2 separate regions of the Homo sapiens genome follow, and region 2 is linked to region 1. Evidence: chromatin contacts called from ENCODE Hi-C or POLR2A ChIA-PET data. All regions are on one chromosome and are shown on one strand. Each heading gives the region's core, a stretch centred on a gene start or an enhancer-like site at or near the end of the contact. The rest is flanking DNA. Distances are from core to core; before and after follow the strand shown. Region 1 has its middle 110 kb from the start of SPRY2. Region 2 has its middle 64 kb from the start of SPRY2.

Region 1 (4,070 bases), core at 896-3,395:
AAGACCAAGAACATTGCAAGACAAAGCTGGAAATTTGATGATACCAAACTTGAAGTTTTCCTTACCTCCAGATTTTTTGTTCCATAATATATTTCATGTATGTATGTATATATATACATATATATGTGTATATATATATGTATATATATAAGTGTATATATACACATATATATATACATATATATGTGTATATATATATATGTATATAATTTTATTTTTTTTTTAGACAGAGTTTCGCTCCTGTTGCCCAGGCTGGAGTGCAATGGCGTGATCTCAGCTCACTGCAACCTCTGCCTCCCTGGTTCAAGTGATTCTCCTGCCTCAGCCTCCCAAATAGCTGGGGTTACAGGAGCATGCCACCACATGTGGCGAATTTTGTATTTTCATAGAGACGGGGTTTCACTATGTTGGCCAGGCTGGTCTCGAACTCCTGACCTCAGGTGATCCACCGGACTCACCCTCCCAAAGTGCTAGGATTACAGGCGAGAGCCACCGCGCTTGGCCATATTTCCTATATTTTAAGCCCACTTGAAGGAATTCCTGATTCTTGCAGCATATTATTTCCAAACTGCTTTGATTTTGTAATAGATAACATTTATTAAGTGTTTATTGTTTGACATTCACAGTACGGAGGACAATAAACCACAGGTTAGGTGGTAAAATTAGCCTCATTTTACACATGAGGAAGCTAAGCCTTTGAAAGGTAATTAATTAGCAGTGGCCATAGAACTGGTAAGTGCTAAAGCTGTAATGCAAACCTGGATCCATGTGACTCTGGCCTTCATCCTTTAGCAGCATGGCCTTCAGTTTGACGTTCACTCACTTTTTAGACAACTACTACATGACTGTACCTTAGTAGCTCACTTCCAAGTAACTGACGCATTGCCAGATTACCTCAGATTTTGGTAACAGAGATAAGGTACACATTTAGTGGTCAAAACCATGCTGAGATATGGAGTTCAGTTTTAGGTAGAAGGGAACATTAAGAAATTCATGGTCAAAACTCAAGCAAGGAAAACAATTTTGAAGGTAAGGTTTCTGTTCACCTGGCTGATGACAATGGCAATTTATATAAATCACAGCAAACTCCCCGGGAAAACAATCAGAAATAGTAATGAAATTTTAGGGTCAATGCTTAAAGAAATGATTTGCAGATGAACTTATTTGGGTGAATATGTCAATGTCATATTTTCAATATAAGTTTTAAATAAAATTCGAGGTTATAAAATGCAATTGGAACACAGAGATTAGAATTAGACTAAATTAAATCAAAGTCTCCTATTTGATCTGATTCTCTGTGACCTTTGTTTCAGCGTAATTTTTAGGTGAGCTGAATTCCATTTTCAAATATCATCCCTGAATTATGCTTTTAAATGTGAAGTGTAGGACTTTATTTATCAGTCTTGTCTCCTCTAAAAACAATTTATATTTGTTCATATATGTAATTCTCTTGGTTCTGAGGAAATGATTTTTTAGAGTGTTGAAAGGCGAAAAAAATATCGCCCTGGACCAAGTGTTTGTCTTCATGAGGCCGCTCTTTGACTGGTGTGACTAAATCAGATGAAGCAGCTTCATGTAGACACTTTGACACAAAGGATTTCAAAGCCAAGTCTAATGACAGCATTTCCTCCTAATATGGATGATGTGAGAACAGAAGCATAATGTTTATTAGCAACCCTTACAAAAACAGTAACTACAACAAAGAGCACAGAAGATGAAAATGCAAGTACTCGGCAATGAGCTCTCATTCTCTTCTGAAATTAATTCACACATTATAAGGTACGCTTCCTTGAATGAATTTCCTTCCTTTTACACTCCCACTTAGCTTTCCTTTAAGTGTCAAATGAAGCGGGTGGTGGAAAATGCAGTGCACCAGTCATTTTGACATTCCTTTGCAAATTAGTCAGGCTTTGATAGTACAGGTCGGTTCTACCACGCAGGGGAGCTTTCAGCTTTGGGAATCTGGCAAAAGTTCAAGAGCAACGTATTGCTTTGAACTCACTTGTTAGCTGTGCAAAATAAACACCATCCACCTTGCAATAAAAAAGCATCAGCAGGAGAAAAAAGAGAACATTCTAAACCCCTCCCTTGAGACTTCAAAACCCTCACTGGGGCTGCTAAATTAGGATAGGAAAAATAAGGCCTGTTTGTGAAAAGAAAGGAGGGGAAAGGAACCATCTTACAACAAACACACACAAAAATTACAATCGCTGAGAACTAATTATGTTTTCATGATCACAAATGCATTGAGAGTTTGAAAGCTCACGGACGCATCCTGATGCTGCTATAAAATGTTTCCTGGCTAATTATTTGCCAGTACAACTGTTCACTTCCTGTGGTGGATTTATGCTAAATCCTGTTATTAGTCTTGCTCTGCAATTGCCATTGTCTATGACTAGAAGCAAGGCTGAAAGGCTACAGTCAGCCTTTTATTACACAACATGTGAATGGAGATTTGACCCAATGTCCGACCACTTCCCCCCTTTGGTTTTTATGTGAGCTCGCTGAGCCTTTCCCAATAAATCATTGGGTTCCAATGAACTTTTACTCTTTTTTCTCTCCTTTCAACCCCACTACTTTGTGAGTGTGTGAGTGCACCCTTTAAAAATAAACCACACAATTTCTTTTTCTCTTTAAGCAGTAGTTAAGACCTTTTCATCATACACAATTTCTACAGTTGTTGCTACAAAAAAAATACATGAAACCAATGTTTGATGCCTCGATTTCATTCAGTGATGGAAGCTGGGAGAGGCAAAAATAAATAAGACCAAAAAAATTGTGAAAGTAATTTACATCTCAGTAAGCATGTGATCCTAAATAAATGTAATGTGCAAACCGTCATAGTAGCTACAGTATAAACTAAATACTTTCTGCAGAAACCTGACTAGGTTTTTCTAGAATATTTTATGTTGGGGGCATTTTAAGTAAATTTGGTAATAAATACCTTAAGAATAATGTTTCCTCCAGACAAAATTATAAATACTGTTAACTGTCTTAAATGTCTTCTTAAATATAGCTTATACTATTCTAAGTCTCTAAAATTCAAATCTAATATTCTTTATTTGTGATACTAGATTCAAGAATATAGCCACTATATTTAAAGATAGTCTTAGATTTATATATCAAATTTTAAAGGTTTATAAAAACTATTGGTTTATAAAAGCAAAGTAGATTGTGACAATGAAAAAATTAGGGTAATAACAAGGGCTAATTTTTCTGTTTATATATATTCCATTTTTTCTGTTTCTAATGGTTACATGCACATCTTTGTTATTCACATTTCTTATATTTATCAAAATTATATTCGTAAACATTCACAGAAATAATCCTTGTGGACTTAAAAATTTTCTCAGAGATCCTTTTCTAACATTTATGTAGATTTGTATAAAACCTTTGAAAATCTTATCTCAACTGCAAGTATCCTTTGTCCATGAAATTTTGTTTTTAGCAATAAATCCTGTTAGAAACGTTAATCCAAAGACAAATCCAGAGCTCAAATAGGTTCTGCTCAGATTTTTTTAAATTATAAAATACTGCAGACCAGGGGTCCCCAAAACCAGGCCACGTACTGGTGGTGATCTGTGGCCTGTTAGTAACTGGGCTGCACAGCTGGAGGTGAGTGGTGGGCTAGCGAGCGAAGCTTCATCTGTATTTACAGCTGGTCCTCATCTCTTGCATTAGCGTCTGAACTCTGTCTCCTGTCAGATCAGTGGTGGCATTAGATTCTCATAGGAGACTGAATCCTATTGTGAACTGCGCATGTGAGGGATCTAGATTATGCACTCCTTATGATAATCTAATGCCTGATGATCTGTCGGTGTCTCTCATCACCCCCAGATGGGACCATCTATTTGCAGGAAGACAAGTTCAGGGCTCCCACTGACTCTACATTATGGTGAGTTGCAGAATTATTTCATTATATCTTACAATGTAATAATAATAGTAATAAAATACACAACAAATGTAATGTGCTTGAATCATCCCGAAACTATCCCCTGCTCCTGCCCCCATTCATGGAAAAATTGTCTTCCACAAAATCAGTCCCTGTTGCCAAAAAGGTGGGGGACCAC
Region 2 (4,070 bases), core at 863-3,362, 41 kb before region 1:
GGGCTGAGGAGTGCCCGGGGCAGGGCTAGGGACTGGTGGGCAGCTCCACCTGCGGCCCCAGTGGGGTATCCACTCGCTGAAGCCACCTGGGCTCCTGAGTCTAATGGGGACTTGGAGAACTTTTATGTCTAGCTAAGGGTTTGTAGATACACCAATCAGCACTCTGTGTCTAGCTCAAGGTTTATAAATGCACCAATCAGCACTCTGTCTCTAGCTCAAGGTTTGTGAATGCACCAATCAGCACTCTGTAACTGGCTAATCTGGTGGGGCCTTGGAGAAACTTTATGTCTAGCTAAGGGATTGTAAATACACAATCACCACTCTGTCTAGCTCAAGGTTTGTAAATACACCAATCAGCACTCTTGTGTCTAGCTCAAGGTTTGTAAACACACCAATCGGCACTCTGTATCTAGCTAATCTAGTGGTGAGGTGGAGAATTTTTGTGTCTAGCTCAGGGATTGTAAATGCACCAATCAGCACCCTGTCAAAACAGACCAATCCACACTCTGTAAAACAGACCAATCAGCTCTCTGTAAAATGGACCAATCAGCAGGATGTGGGTGGGGCCGGATAAGGGAATAAAAGCAGGCTGCCCCAACCAGCAGTGGCAACCCTGTGGAAACTTTGTTCATTCGCTCTTTGCAATAAATCTTGCTGCTGCTTGCTCCTTGGGTCCACACTGTCTTTATGAGCTGTAACACTCACTGTAAAGGTCTGCAGCTTCTTTTCTGAACCAGCGAGACCACGAATCCACCGGGAGGAATGAACAACTCTGGATGGGAGGAAGGAAGAACTCCGAACACCGGAAAGAACAAACTCCAGACACCCTGCGGTTAAGAACTGTAACACTCACCACGAGGGTCTGCGGCTTCATTTTTGGAGTCAGTGAGACCAAGAACCCATCAATTCGGGACACGGTAGGATTATAGGCGTGAGCCATTGCACCAGCCCACATATACTTTTACTGCCAGAAATACTCAAACATCATGGATGTTACAGTGGTGGAAATCATGTTACTAAATCAATAACAAATGATGATAAAATAAATTTTCATATTCATAAGAAAACCCACAAACAAATTTCTGCAGGAACCAGTACGGGGTGTGAACCATGAACTGTAATTGACAAATTTCTGGATACTCAATGTGGACAAGTCTCAGTTAAAAACTCTGGGGGACATGCACAGTGGAAGTTTGAGTTTTATTTCTTGGAGCCCAACCAGGTTCTGATAGTGAATATCAGGGAAAAATCCCCTCTGGCTTCTTGCAGTGGGAGAGAAAAGGTAATCAGTTTGAAAAAATACCAGAGCATGCTGTTCTTCTTAACAAGGCTTGCCCTCAAGAGAAACTATTTTACCAGAGCCTAACCTGTTGGGGTTTTATTGTAGCCTAATTAATCCGGGGGAAAAACTATCCAATTCCAGCCCCATTTAGCTATCCTGTCCTACCAAAGGCACAGGAAAAAAGCCGAGAGGCACTTGCAAAGTTCACAGCCCAGGGCTACAAGTTCACTGAAAGTCTGACACATAATCCATGAAACTACGTGTCTTAGTCTTAAGTCTTCTCTGGTTTCTGTTCTTAACTGCCAAATTGGCCAAATTATTGTACATACTCGGCATAGATCTAAAAGTCAGTGGAGGGGAGAGAAGGATGACTTATTACAGGAGCATTTAAGATGATTCTAGAGTTAGAGTCATCACAGTTGTCCATACCAATTTTGACTGTGTTGCCACGAGGAAATAGCCAGCTTTCAGGAAAGTTTTGAAACATTGCAGAGAATTGTGGATTAGAAAGTTGAAAATGATAACAGCTAGACTGGACAATTACAAATGCACAGTGGCCCTCAATATAAGCGGTAACCTAGATGCTTGTGTGCTTTCACGCGCACGCCCCCAGGAGCACCTGAATCTGGACACCCCCTCCCCCATGGTTCTATAGCTCAGAGGCTTGGCTTAGGTGGGGTTGGAAATGCCCTAGAATGGCTCTTTGTTGATTTTCCTCGTGCTAGAGCCTAGTGCTGCTGTGAAGCAAAGTGCTATTGAATTTGCTCACTCAGGCAGAACACTCAACAGGAAGGAAGGAAGCGGCCATTCTTTCTGGTCCTATTGTCTGACCACTCGGCTTAAGCAATCAAACAGCTCTGTGGCCAGAGCTGGGTGCTTACAAGCCTGTCTATTTTTATTTTTTCCCCCTGGTGGGCATTGGGAAAGGGGGCAGGGATGGATGGAAACTGGTTCTTTGTGGTTTTCACTTATTTTTGATACCTTCCAATGACATGTATTTATGGCTCATTCTCATGGAATCCATTTTCTAACAGCAAAGTAGAAAAGAACAGTCAGCCTGGGTGAGAATGCACGCATTTGGGAAGTGGAATAAGGGTAGCTACGTAGTAGGCTTTCTCTGTAGATATATTGTGAAACTAGGAAGAAATAAAGGTTTTATGTCACTAATAAAATTTGAGATCAGTTATTTTTGAATGATGGTATTTGGTGCCCCTCTAACCCTCTGTCTTTGGACTAGTCTTTTACTCTCTCTTTACTTCGTTTGTTTTTTTTTCCTTTTTAGCTAAAGAATAAGGATAGTGACACTACCTTGTTTATTTCACAAGGTTAGGGTAATAATCAAATGTGTGAAGTACTTAGAAAAATATCACATTATTGTAACATGTAGTCTGGTGAGGGGGAAAAAAAAGCCACCAATTAAAATGACTAACCAAGGTACGAAAGAAAAGTAATAAACAGCTAAGAGTTATTGTACAAACATAATCAATTTTGTCATTGATGTATCTGTTTCTAAATTGTTGACAGTTTCCAAGTCTAAAAAGTTTCTGCAGAAAACTATAGCTTTGGGTCATTGCCACAAAGAAGCAGTTAGTAGAAATTTATAGTTGGCAGCAAATGCTAGCAGGGTGTGATTTTTTTTCCCTAAGCATAACTCTCAAGTTCTAAGCACAATTTTAAAACACATTTATTAAAAGACTGAAATCTCATATGATTATTCTTCTGATACATATGAATTTTAGGGGAAATACAAATTTGAAAATCAAAATTTGAAGAGTAGAGTCAAATTTTATGGGAAAAATGATGCCTTCATTATAATGAGATTTAAATTTATTTATTTTTGACAAGAGTTCTAAGGAACTGTAATGATTACAGTTATATCTTACAAAATTGAGAAGGCATGAGGAATTTAAATTACCCTGGGTTATTTGGGAACCTTCTGATAATCTCTGAAGAAATTATGCCATAAACTTTACTAAACAATTTAACATTAAGATATGGGAAATGGCAGAAGCTTTTAAAGGAGTGAGGCAGTGTTCAAGGTTGGATGATATCCTCAAAGGAACATAGTTAAGGGAATTTTTTCATTTGGTTTGAATGGACATTTCCTTTCAAGAGCTCAGAGAAGGGGAGGCCTATGTTTAACTTGTGAATCTAGATATCTAGAGTTTAGAGCAGGGCTCAGATTGGCATATTATTGCCTGCTGATTTTGAAGCCTTCTCTCTTTGATTTGCCACTTTTAGAAGTTGGATAATGATGCCAGGTACTTCTGGGCTGTGTCACCATTCCTCTCATTAGTAAGTCAGTATTTGATATGGTCATTGTAATTTTTCCCAAGTAGAAGTCAAAGGTAGTTCTTCTTTAGGAAAAGATTGAGGACTTGAATGGGGAATATGTTTTGTCCTACTCCTTAAGGATATCAGGATATGAAGCCAGGGCTATTAGAAAAATAGTGGGAGCTCTAACAAGCTGAGAGCAAGAGACAGTAATTCCTCGAGGGCAAGCTAATCTTAGTCATTTCCCTGTGCTATGATTTATAGGGAGACTTGGAGAGCATCTAACTCTTGAAAAACTATTTACCCAGGTAACCCAGTGTCAAAACTTCATTGCTATGAAGTTATTCCTTTAGGTTAGATCATTCCTTTGGGTTAAGGTCACTTATTCTTAGAAGGAATTCATTTTTAGGCTCTCTTCCTGGAGATAAGCCAATGTGAAAACACAGGAGCCAGCAGAGTAATAAAAAAGTGGTGCTGAAAATGAAGAAAAAGTAACCAGAGCAAGAGGGAAAGC

Evidence for each region. Hi-C counts contacts between places; a loop is a spot of excess contacts on that map. ChIA-PET counts read pairs that join two places held with the same protein, here RNA polymerase II (POLR2A). Pooled maps may share reads with other maps.
Region 2: a map of endothelial cell of umbilical vein shows a loop between it and region 1 (5-fold over the local background). The contact joins two enhancer-like sites. A Hi-C loop is called at or near these places in 3 of 168 maps with a recorded cell type or tissue (endothelial cell of umbilical vein, heart left ventricle and heart right ventricle) and 3 of 50 pooled maps. POLR2A ChIA-PET finds 5 or more read pairs at or near these places in 3 of 52 experiments (CD4-positive, alpha-beta T cell, GM12878 and HEK293T).

What each region holds. Positions count from the first base shown.
Region 1 is chr13:80,233,651-80,237,720 of GRCh38, reverse strand. No RefSeq gene overlaps it. Among named protein-coding and RNA genes, the nearest start is that of SPRY2, 110 kb to the left of the region's middle. Within about 2 kb of position 2,145, at least 6 of the 41 ENCODE cell types and tissues checked have a DNase peak (open chromatin) inside an H3K27ac peak, as active enhancers do; they include endothelial cell of umbilical vein, where a contact is called at or near this core.
Region 2 is chr13:80,274,598-80,278,667 of GRCh38, reverse strand. No RefSeq gene overlaps it. Among named protein-coding and RNA genes, the nearest start is that of SPRY2, 64 kb to the left of the region's middle. Within about 2 kb of position 2,112, at least 5 of the 41 ENCODE cell types and tissues checked have a DNase peak (open chromatin) inside an H3K27ac peak, as active enhancers do; they include endothelial cell of umbilical vein, where a contact is called at or near this core.